Linked DNA regions of Mus musculus: region 2 is linked to region 1. A link is a loop called in an ENCODE intact Hi-C map of the cell type or tissue named here. Cell type or tissue: heart. All regions are shown on one strand.

Region 1 (5,000 bases):
CCCCTGTCTGTTGAGTGCTGAGATTAATGGCATGGGAGATATCCCCAGCTAAAATTCTGTATGATACATTATTCAGATACAAAGCACAATCTCTGACTTACTGTGATTTGACTATTTATTTATTATTGCTGACCTGTTTTGAGTCAAGGTCTCTTTATGTAGTCTTGGCTGGGATGGAACTATTTTTTTTTCTTTTTTAAAAACATTTTTATTTATTTTATGTATGAGTGCTCTACCTGTATATACACTTGCATGCCAGAAGAAGGCATCAGACCCTGGTATAGATGGTTGTGAAACACCATGTGGTTGCTGGGAGTTGAACTCAGGACCTTTGGAAGAGCAGGCAGTGCTCTTAACCATTGAACCATCTCTCCCAGACCCTGGAGTAGAACTCTTTTAAGAAATCAGCCTGTCTCTGCCTCCTGAGTACTGGGATTAAAGGCACCTGTCACCACTTCCAGCTATATTAAAAAAGAAATCTATAGTAGTGTCAATTGTTTCTCTATCTTTTGGCTAAAATGTATCATAGTGCCAAAGTGATAACATGGTTAATAGAATTGTATTTCACAATTTTTGATGCCTTTCTGGGCTAGTAATAGGCAGGACAGCAGCAGCAAGTGTCTCTCAGCTGTGTGATCAGGAAGATAAACTACTGTGTTATTTAAATGTGGTGCTTGGAAGGTTACTAGATTACTAGATTTCTGTTTATAGTGGGTTTATCTGGTGGTGATTCCATCAGAAAATAGTGGAACATTTAAATATTACTTCATGAGGTTGCTCCAAATATTTATGCAAGGAAGGGTCTGACATCTTCATTTGGTAGAGAAGAAACAGGCAGAGGGGCCATGAGTCCTCTAGAGTCCTGTAATCTTCTTTGCAGCTACCGTCCTAGGGACATCTCCCTGTGAACAAGAGGTGTGCCTTCACCCCCTGTTGTATCACGGAGTGGGGTTTTGTTGCTTGTTTGAGACAGGGTTTCATTGGGTAACTCAGGTTGGCTCTCAACTAGTGGTCCTGCTTCAACCTCTTGAATACTGGGATGGTTTATATCACCACACCAGCTTTCCCAGGCACTTTTTAAGAAAGGGTTTCCTTCTATTTCTGTCTGTCTGTTTTTTTGTTTGTTTGTTTGTTTTTTGAGACAGGATTTCTCTGTATAGCCCTGGCTGTCCTGGAACTCACTTTGTAGACCAGGCTGGCCTCGAACTCAGAAATCTCCTGCCTTTGCCTCCCAAGTGCTGGAATTAAAGACGTGTGCCACCACCGCCTGGTGGGCATGAAATATCTATGTGTGGATAAGAATAGCTTTGATGGCTTAATCTTCTTGCCACCACCACTTTCAGGTTTGAAATACCATGGCTCCTTAGGTCTCACCCTAAAGCCCAGGCTGGCCTCAGATTCATGGCAATCCTTCTACTTCATCTTCCCAGATGCTGGGATTACAGGCATGAGCTATCACGCCCTACTTTTTTTTTTTTTTTTTTTTTTTGGTTTTTCGAGACAGGGTTCCTCTGTGTAGCCCTGGCTGTCCTGGAACTCACTTTGTAGACCAGTCTGGCCTCGAACTCAGAAATCTGCCTGCCTCTGCCTCCCCGGTGCAGGGATCAAAGGCGTGCGCCACCATGAAAAAAAAGCCCGGTTGTCGGCCTTTTTTTTTTTTTAAGCAATTTCTTGGGCTGTGATATAGTCTCGGGTAAAAGTGCTTTCTGTTCAGGCCTGATGACCTGAGTTTGACCCCTGGATCCAAAGTGCCTCTAAGAGCTGGCTTGTGCCATAATGTCAGCCAAGTACCAATTCTTGAGGACTGTCCTCTGACCGCCACATACTCACCATGGAAGATACTCAAACGCACGTGTCATACACAAATATACAGAATAATACATTTTGAGGGGGGGAAAACAGGTGATGGGCTCTGGGGAGTGTTCACACCCTGGGAGCCAGTAACCTTGTTCAATAAAGCATTTTTGAAAGGTAAGTCCAACAGTGTGAACACAGCTGAAAACCAGGTAGGCAGGTCTCTTGCCCTCCTGGACATTATCGTTTAGTGAAGAAATCTCCGATTCACGACCAAGCTCCTGCTGCGTGACCCTGGACTCTTCTGTTCTTGTTCTGTAAAACAAGTGGGCTCTGACTGTTCTGACCAAGGAATCTGTCACTTACATCCTCTGGCAGTGTTCAGACTGTGGCAGGCAAACCTCCGGGGTTTTGCGCTACCGTCTGCCTTCCTGCAGGGGCGCTGTTCAAGATACGAGAGCGTTGAGGTTCCGAAAGCTCTTGTCCCTCGCCGCCCGCCGTCGTCCTCGCCGCCGCCGCCGCCCGCGTCCGCGGAGCCGGAGGAGGCGGAGCTGGCTTGCCCCGGCTCCCAAGCGGAGCGGTAGAGGAGGAGTCGGTGCGGCAGGTCCTGGCGGCCGAGATTCGGGCGCAGAGGCCGCTAAGGCTGGCAGGGAGCGGCGGTATCGCGGGGAGAGCGGCGCCACGGGCTGGACGCTCCCGGCGTGAGGCGTGCGCTCCATGCGTGCGGGCCGAGTGCGGCCCCTGCGAGCCTCCGACATGAAGAAAGACGTGAGGATCCTGCTGGTGGGAGAACGTGAGTCCGCGCCCTGCCCGGCCTCGCAGCCCGGGTGCCCTCTCCAAGCCTGCCAGCCCCTTTGCTCTTCCCTACCGTGGCCCTCTGCTCCTCGCAGGCCTTGTCCCCCTTCAGTCCCTAACGCCCGGTCCTCTCGCTGCGAAAGCTGTCGCCGTCGCCACCACCTCCTCGAGTTCTTTCCTCTTGGGCCTCAGCGTTTGTCGGGCCACCTCCCGTCCGACCCTCTGGTCGCCTGTCAGTCACTCATTGCCAGGCAGATGTTGGAACAGGCAGACTGAGCACTTGGGACTGCGGGAACCGGCTGGCGGGGGACACTAGGGGGAGGAGGAGTGCAGAAGTAGTCGACTTGGGAGCAAGGTCAGGTCTCTGGAATTTTTTTTTTTTTTTTTTTTCACTTGCTGCCTTCACTGCTACTGTGCATGGGCATTAAGAGAGAGCGTTGGCTTGCTTGAGTAAGTAGCTCAGTAGTAGAATTCTAGCATGCATAAAAACCTGGATTCAGTCTCCAGCACCAAGAAGAAAAAAAAGAGCTTAAGATAGCGGGATTTTTTAAAAATTAGATTTTTTTTTTTTTTTTTTTGCCGTACTTGTGTCGAACAAACTCCTTCAAGTTAATAATATGAGTATTGAGTGAACGATACTTAACTAGGGAGGGATCTTTAGATGGGGCGATTGTTACCCTAAAAGTCTTAATTTTCGCTCCTTGTTAGACATTCCATAGTTCTGTAGTAGTTCTTTTAATAAGAGCAGGCATATAGGGCTTCCGAACAGGCACATGTTCCCATGCTCTTTAAAGATAGATCTCACTTTTTTCCTGGTAAAGAAGACAAAACAACAAAAACAACGCTTTTGCTGGCTGATAGGAATGCAGTATAGAGCAGGGATTTCTGATCTTACTGCGAGGTACATGACTTAATCATGGCAACTAAGTTAAAAAGAGGGGTTCATTAGTTCATGTTTTGCCATTGCTGATTTGAAGCATTCTATTATAAACCACTCAATTATATCTTTAAGTAGCCTCTCTAGGTCGCTGTGATACATTCCTAAGGAGGAAAGTGTACATATTAAGAAAAAAAAAACAATTTTGGGGGGGTGGGGTAGGGTGTGCTCTTAGGGCCCAGACAGAGCAAGTCAGATCCCTCGGAGCTAGAGTTACAGGTGGTTTGAGCCACCAGACTTGGGTTTTCTGCTTTTAACCACTGCAGCCCCAAGTCTGCTGGCCTCAGAAAGGGGCGGGAGGGGAGGAAACGACTGTGGACTGTTGATCCGTGTAGCTGTAGCAGCTTTTGGGAGAACTCTAGTCAAAATTGGGAACTAAGCTCCCGTGAAGCATAGTTTGCTTTTTTATTTTCAGTTATGGGTTTTTGGCCTTATTTATAATGGTATCTTACTCTTTCTTTTGCATCAAGTTCTCTAACAGTAAAGGAAGACATTATTTAAGGCATGGTTGGTGCTGATACATTTGGGGGAAAATTAGGGAAAGTGAGCAGGTGACCCCTTAATTGTATTTTCTAAAAGTCTAATGCTTTTTAAAACTCAATTTGTAAAAAAGATATTTTGGATTTGGTGTTCAATATAGGAACCGATGATACAGCATTAGTGTATAGACTGAGTAGAAATGCTATACATGCTGGGCGTGGTGACGCATGCCTTAATTCCCAGCACTGGGGGGGTGGGGAGGGGGGCGGGCTACAAAGTGAGTACCAGGACAGCCGGGGCTACACAGAGAACCCTGTCTCGAAAAAAAAAAAAAAAAAAAAAAAAAAGAAGTGCTGTACATATGTCAGATTCAGTGGCACCGTAGGACATTTTACATTAACTTTAACAGTATTACTTAGGAATATGCAGAAGTTTAAAATTTGTTAGAAAAAGTATGTCATGTAGTCCTGAAAGCCAGCTAGAGAATCGGAACAACTCTGTGTGGGTTTTCTGACCACAGGGAGCAAGTTATAAGAGAAAGCCTTAGCTTTTGAAGGAGACCCTGCTTTTTCCTAAGAGGATGGTGCCAACCATGTGGTTGGCACACATCTGTGAGCCATTACTCAGGAGTCTGAAGTAGGAGGATGGTTAATCAAAAATTTTCAAGGACTAGCGTGTGTAGCTTAGTGGTAGGGCACTTGCCTTACATGTAAGAACTTCTGCTCAATCTACAGTATAGCGTAGATATAGGGTAAGGTTGGCATCAAAGCGTTAGGCCATCTACTACTATTAAGAAAGCAAACTATAAGCCGGGCGTGGTAGCACACACCTTTAATCCCAGCACTTGGGAGGCAGAGGCAGGTGGATTTCTGAGTTCGAGGCCAGCCTGGTCTACAGAGTGAGTTCCAGGACAGCTAGCATGGTTTCACAGAGAAACCCTATTTTGAAAAAGCCCAACCAAACAACTAAACAACTAAATAAACCGTATCACATG
Region 2 (5,000 bases), 67 kb before region 1:
AAGTTTTCTTGATTAGGAGAGAGAGAGAGACAGAAAAGAGAGCACGTGCGCGAGCGCGCACACACACACACACTTAGAAATAAAACAAAAACCTCGTCTCTCACCCACCACTGGGAACGGTGCTTTGCTTTCCAGAGTAAGTTCCCAAAGGGTGGTGGTCAGGGGAGACTGTACCTTAAGTCTCTCTTGCTCTACACCTGGCTTGATGAACTTTCTCAGCAGCCACTTCTCCTGTGACTTTTTCCTCCGTCTGTTCTCCGGACAGAGAATGGAGTTACAAACTTCAACAGCAGTTTTATATTGGATCAAGGGCACGTCTATCAAATTCTCCAACCTCTGAAACGGCCCAAACTTCTTTCTGTGTTCTACAATATTGACGGACTTCCTTCCTCGAAGCAACCTGAAAGCTTCCAGTTCTTTATCAGAAGCTGTATTCAGCACTTGTAAGATAGAAGCCTGCTGCTCCAGGGAGAAGAGCCTGTCCAATGGATTCCCGGGCTCCTTTCCATCTGTATCACAAGCAGCAACACTGGCAACACGTTTCTCAGGTGCAGTGGATTTCCTCACAGAGCAGGTGTTATTTAGGACTGGAGGCAGGGATGAGTACTCTGGGACTGGAAACCATCTCCTCCCTAAAAGGGAAACTTGACTTATAATGTTCTCCTTGACAGTTAATACCCAAGCTTGTGCAGTTATACAGACTTGCACACAGACCATATTATCACAGAGAATTGTCTTTAAGAGGAGTGTAGAGCTGGTTGTAGTTGTGCACACCTTTAATCCCAGCACTGGGGAGGCAGAAGCAGGAGGATCTCTGAGTTCAAGGGCAGCCTGGTCTACAGAGGAAGTTCGGGACAACCAGGACTGCACAGTGAAACTCTGTATTGAAAAACAAACAAAACATAAAGAGTAGTTTTACAATAATTACAGTTATCTATCTTTGAGGGTTTGTTTGGTTTTTGGTTGGTTGGTTGGTTGGTTTTGATCATTGGTAGGGTTGGGTTTGTTTGTGGGGTTTTTGTTGTTGTTTTCTTTTTTGAGACAGGATGTCACTGGATAGTCTTCATACTCAAATTCAGTATGAAGACCAGGATGGCCTTGACTTCATAGTAATTCAGCTGCACCAGGATAGCCAGTACTACACAGAGGCGCTGTCTCAAGGAAGAAGCTGTAGTTGCCTGGCACTGTAACTCCGTATGTACAACCTCAGCACCTGAGGGGCAGTCCATACAAGATTCAGATTCCAAGAGTTTTATGACAGTCTGGACTACCTGAGACCTCATCTCCAAAAATTTAATTAATTAAAATAAAGAAATTGTAGTCTTCTCGGGATAAGTAGAGTCCACCTTTAATACCAGCATTTGAGCCAGGCAGTGGTGGCACGTGCCTTTAATCCCAGCACTTGGGAGGCAAAGACAGGTCGATTTCTTAGTTCAAGGCCAGTCTGGTCTACAAAGTGAGTTCCAGGACAGCCAGGGCTACTCAGAGAAACCCTGATTCAAAAAAACCAAACAAACAAACAAAACCAGCATTTGGGAGGCAAAACCAGGCAGACCTCTGAGAGTTCATGGCCAGACTGGTCTAGTACAGTGTTCCAGGCAATGAGACTGTTTGCTAAAGTAAAAACAATCAAAAAAGTTAAGGGCCAGTTAGATAGGACCTAGTTTCTGGCAAGGCCTTGGTTTCTATACCTAGAACCACTTAATTTTAATTAAAATTATTTCAAATGTCTGCTACTTATGGCATTTATAATATTATGAGGATTTTTTGTATCGCCTCTTATGATTGATCTCCAGTTCCATTTTTTACTAGTTTATCATCTGATGGAACTAAAGGAAATTAAACTTTATACGTTTATAATAAATGTTTTAGCTGGTCAGGAGTGGTGTTCCTCACTTGCAATCCTAGCATTTAGGAGATGGAAGCAGGAAGATCAGGATTTAGCTACATAGTGAGTTGCAGGCCAGCTTGGGCAACATGGAGCTCTGACTGGGGCAAGCGGGGGCTGGTGATATTAACTAAGTGGTGGGGACGGTTTATTTTGTTCTGCATGGTTCTCAATATTGCTAACAAGGCTGTATTTTTGCAAGCAGTCTACATTGTGCAATGGATAACTTTATAAGACAGTGTAAAGTCATCCTCCCAGCGCGGCCACAGGAAGACGACACAGCCAGAGGCTAAGCGAGCTACTCCGGCCCGGGAAGGGGCGCACGCGCGTGGACCCCGGGCCATTAAAGCGGACGGGCTCCGGGGCTGGGGGACATGAACGCCCCTCAGCTCCGCTACAGCTCCACGCTGGACAACCGGACACAGGGCAGAAGAGAACCACTCCCGGTTACAGGCTAGTGACTGGAAAGCAATCCACCTCGTGCTCAGGAACCCTACCTCCGGCCTTGATGAGGCAAGCAAGGTTTGTCCTCCAAGCCATCGCCAGGCTCTTTCCCACGCCTGTGTTCCTCCTCAACTTCCGGTTTCGTGTGCTCCAACAAAAAGTGCTCGGCCGGGGCTGGGCAGAAGGGTTCCGGCGAAAGCGACAGTCTCAGGGAAATGCCAACGGAGTTCCTAGTAATTGATGGCTGATGGTCTCTGGAGAAAGTGTGGCCGTTCGGGATCGCCGAGATGCATAGGAGTAGACTAGGTTTAATCCTGTTTTGGGGCGAGTCTCCTCTGGGTTCCCAGACACACAGCAGACAGTGGGGAGCCTATATGCACACATGTAACCCTGTCCGGAGTTGAGAGGAGGAGTATCTGGGAGAGATGCACGGGATAAGGCCAATGTATGAGGTCGCTTTGACGCTGGGCACTTTTGACTGTTTGAAAAGGATGGGGGGAGGTGAGTCTGGAGCCACATTTGATCCTTGGAATGCGAAGTGGAACAGTTGAAAAAGTCGGGCAGGTTGCTTGTTTTTTAGTTGCAAAGTCAGATTAGAGGGGCTTTCTAGAAAAAAAGAAAATTGGTCATTTGCAGCCAATGTGAGGCTGGACTGTAGAAGAACCTGAGGACAAGAAAGAGGAATCGGAAAGTTATTGTGATATGTTTTATAAAACAATTGTTGTGTTTTATGGAGCGCGGTATGGTGTGGTGAGGTGCCCATCCTGAGGCATCCCCTCCTCTCCGAGGTACCCAGCTCCAGTATGGCATAGAGTTTATTGGGGGGGGGGGGAGTTAAGAAGGGAGTAGAGGCAGGGAAAGGGGGGAGAGAGAGAGAGAGAGAGAGAGAGAGAGAGAGAACACGAACGAACTGGTGGCCCAGTACACGTTGAAGAGGACGGGGAGGGAGAAGAGGAGAGAGGGGAAAAGGGGTCAGAGAGAAAAGAGTCAGAGAGGGCAAGCAGTTCCTTTTAGAGCAAAGCCAGGCCTACCTGGCTGTTGCCAGGTAACTTGGGCGGGGCGTAGGAGGAATGACAACAGATTTTCTTGCCAAGGCAGAGTGAACTGTGGGGAATGAAACCTGGGCTAAGGAAGAAGAGTGGAAAAGGGTCTAGTAATGGGTTTGTGGTTATATTAGACGTCGTAGCTAACCTATAATGCCCACACTTAGGAGCATGAGGAGAATTGTGAGTTTGAGTCCAGTCTAGGCTATGTAATGAGTTTGAGGCCACCCTAGACTACAAAAATGACTCTGTCTCAAAAGGCATCAACAACAAAAGCTATTCACAGGCTCAGCCGTTCAGAGTACTTGTTGCTCTTGTGGAGGATCCGGCTTTGGTTCACAACATCCACATGGTGGCTGACAACCATCTATAATTCTGGTTCCGGGGATGTCCAATAACCTCTTCTGACCTCCACAGGCACCAGGCACAGACTTGGCACACAGACATACATGTAGGCAAAACACTCATATACACAAATTAATAAGTCTAAAATAAAAGTTATTCTTAAGAGAGCCTGGGGGCTGGAGAGATGGCTCAGCGGTTAAGAGCACTGACTGCTCTTCTGGAGGTTCTGAGTTCAAATCCCAGCAACCACATGGTGGCTCACAACCATCTGTAATGGCATCTGATGCCCTCTTCTGGTGTGTCTCTGAAGACAGCGACAGTGTACTTACATATAATAAATAAATAAATAAATATTTGAGAGAGAGAGAGAGAGAGAGAGAGAAAGAGTGCCTGGTGTGGTAACACATTCCTGTACTCAAGCATGAATTCCAGGTCAGCCTGGGCTGTCATAGTAAGACCTAGTCTTAAAAAAAAAAAAAAAGGGTTAGTTAGGGAAACTCATGGAAATTCTATGAATCTTAATGATGTCTCCAGAATGTAAGGATCTAACAAAAATAAAGACAATTTTAAAATCTTCCAAATTTTTTTTTCTTTTTAGGTTTTTTGAGACAGGGTTTCTCTGTGTGTAGCCCTGGCTGTCCTGGAACTCACTCTGTAGACCAGGCTGGCCTCGAACTCAGAAATTCACCTGCCTCTGCCTCCCAAGTGTTGGGATTAAAGGCGTGCGCCACCACACCCTGCTCAAAATTTTTTAAAACACAAAATTTTATACAGAATTCTTTCATTGAGTACCACAGAGATGCTGAAATGGACCATGGGAAATTTATTCCCTCACACTTCAGGAGTGCAGACACCTGTGACCAGAGTGTCAGGAGGGTTGGTTCCTTCTGAGGACTGCAGGAAATGCATGCTTCTCTCTGACCTTCAGATGACTACCTCCTCCACATATGTGTCACTCTGCTGTCACTAGGCATTCACACGGACATCTCATGAGAACAGCAGCCATGTTGGAGTGGCCACAGATCCAGTCCTGTGTAATCTCATTTTGGGAGAAGGAAGTGTTTTTGAGATAGGCTCTTATGATGTTGCCCAGGATACCCTTGAACTTCTGGGCTCAAGGTCTCCTCTCCTCTCAGCCACCTAAGACAGTGGAGCTATGTCCCAGGTCACTTGTCAGTCTTATTCTTTTGACTGTGTAGTGCTGGGACTTGAATCCAGAGCCTCATGTGTGTTAGGCAAGAGCTACCCATTCCTCAGCCTCCGTGTCATTTCAACTAATG

Evidence for each region. Peaks named below come from ENCODE experiments on the same cell type or tissue, not always from the same donor. Only the 100,000 strongest peaks of a DNase experiment are listed, where the experiment ranks them.
Region 2: it touches region 1 in a loop (3-fold over the local background); 1 of 42 quality-filtered maps calls a loop at or near these places.

Annotation. Positions count from the first base shown.
Region 1 is chr11:80,206,737-80,211,736 of GRCm38, forward strand. It overlaps Rhot1 (ras homolog family member T1), which reads left to right and starts at 2,315. Exons shown (of 19, transcript NM_021536.8): 1 at 2,315-2,587. The coding sequence starts at 2,512. In heart, CTCF peaks have their summits at 2,231 and 2,920 (motif pointing right); a DNase peak (open chromatin) is centred at 2,305; H3K4me3 peaks cover 2,315 bases; H3K27ac peaks cover 1,135 bases.
Region 2 is chr11:80,139,692-80,144,691 of GRCm38, forward strand. It overlaps Tefm (transcription elongation factor, mitochondrial), which reads right to left and starts at 2,462. Exons shown (of 4, transcript NM_183275.2): 1 at 2,386-2,462; 2 at 175-632. The coding sequence starts at 2,428. In heart, no CTCF peak of the experiment used is centred here; a DNase peak (open chromatin) is centred at 2,410; H3K4me3 peaks cover 2,165 bases; H3K27ac peaks cover 1,827 bases.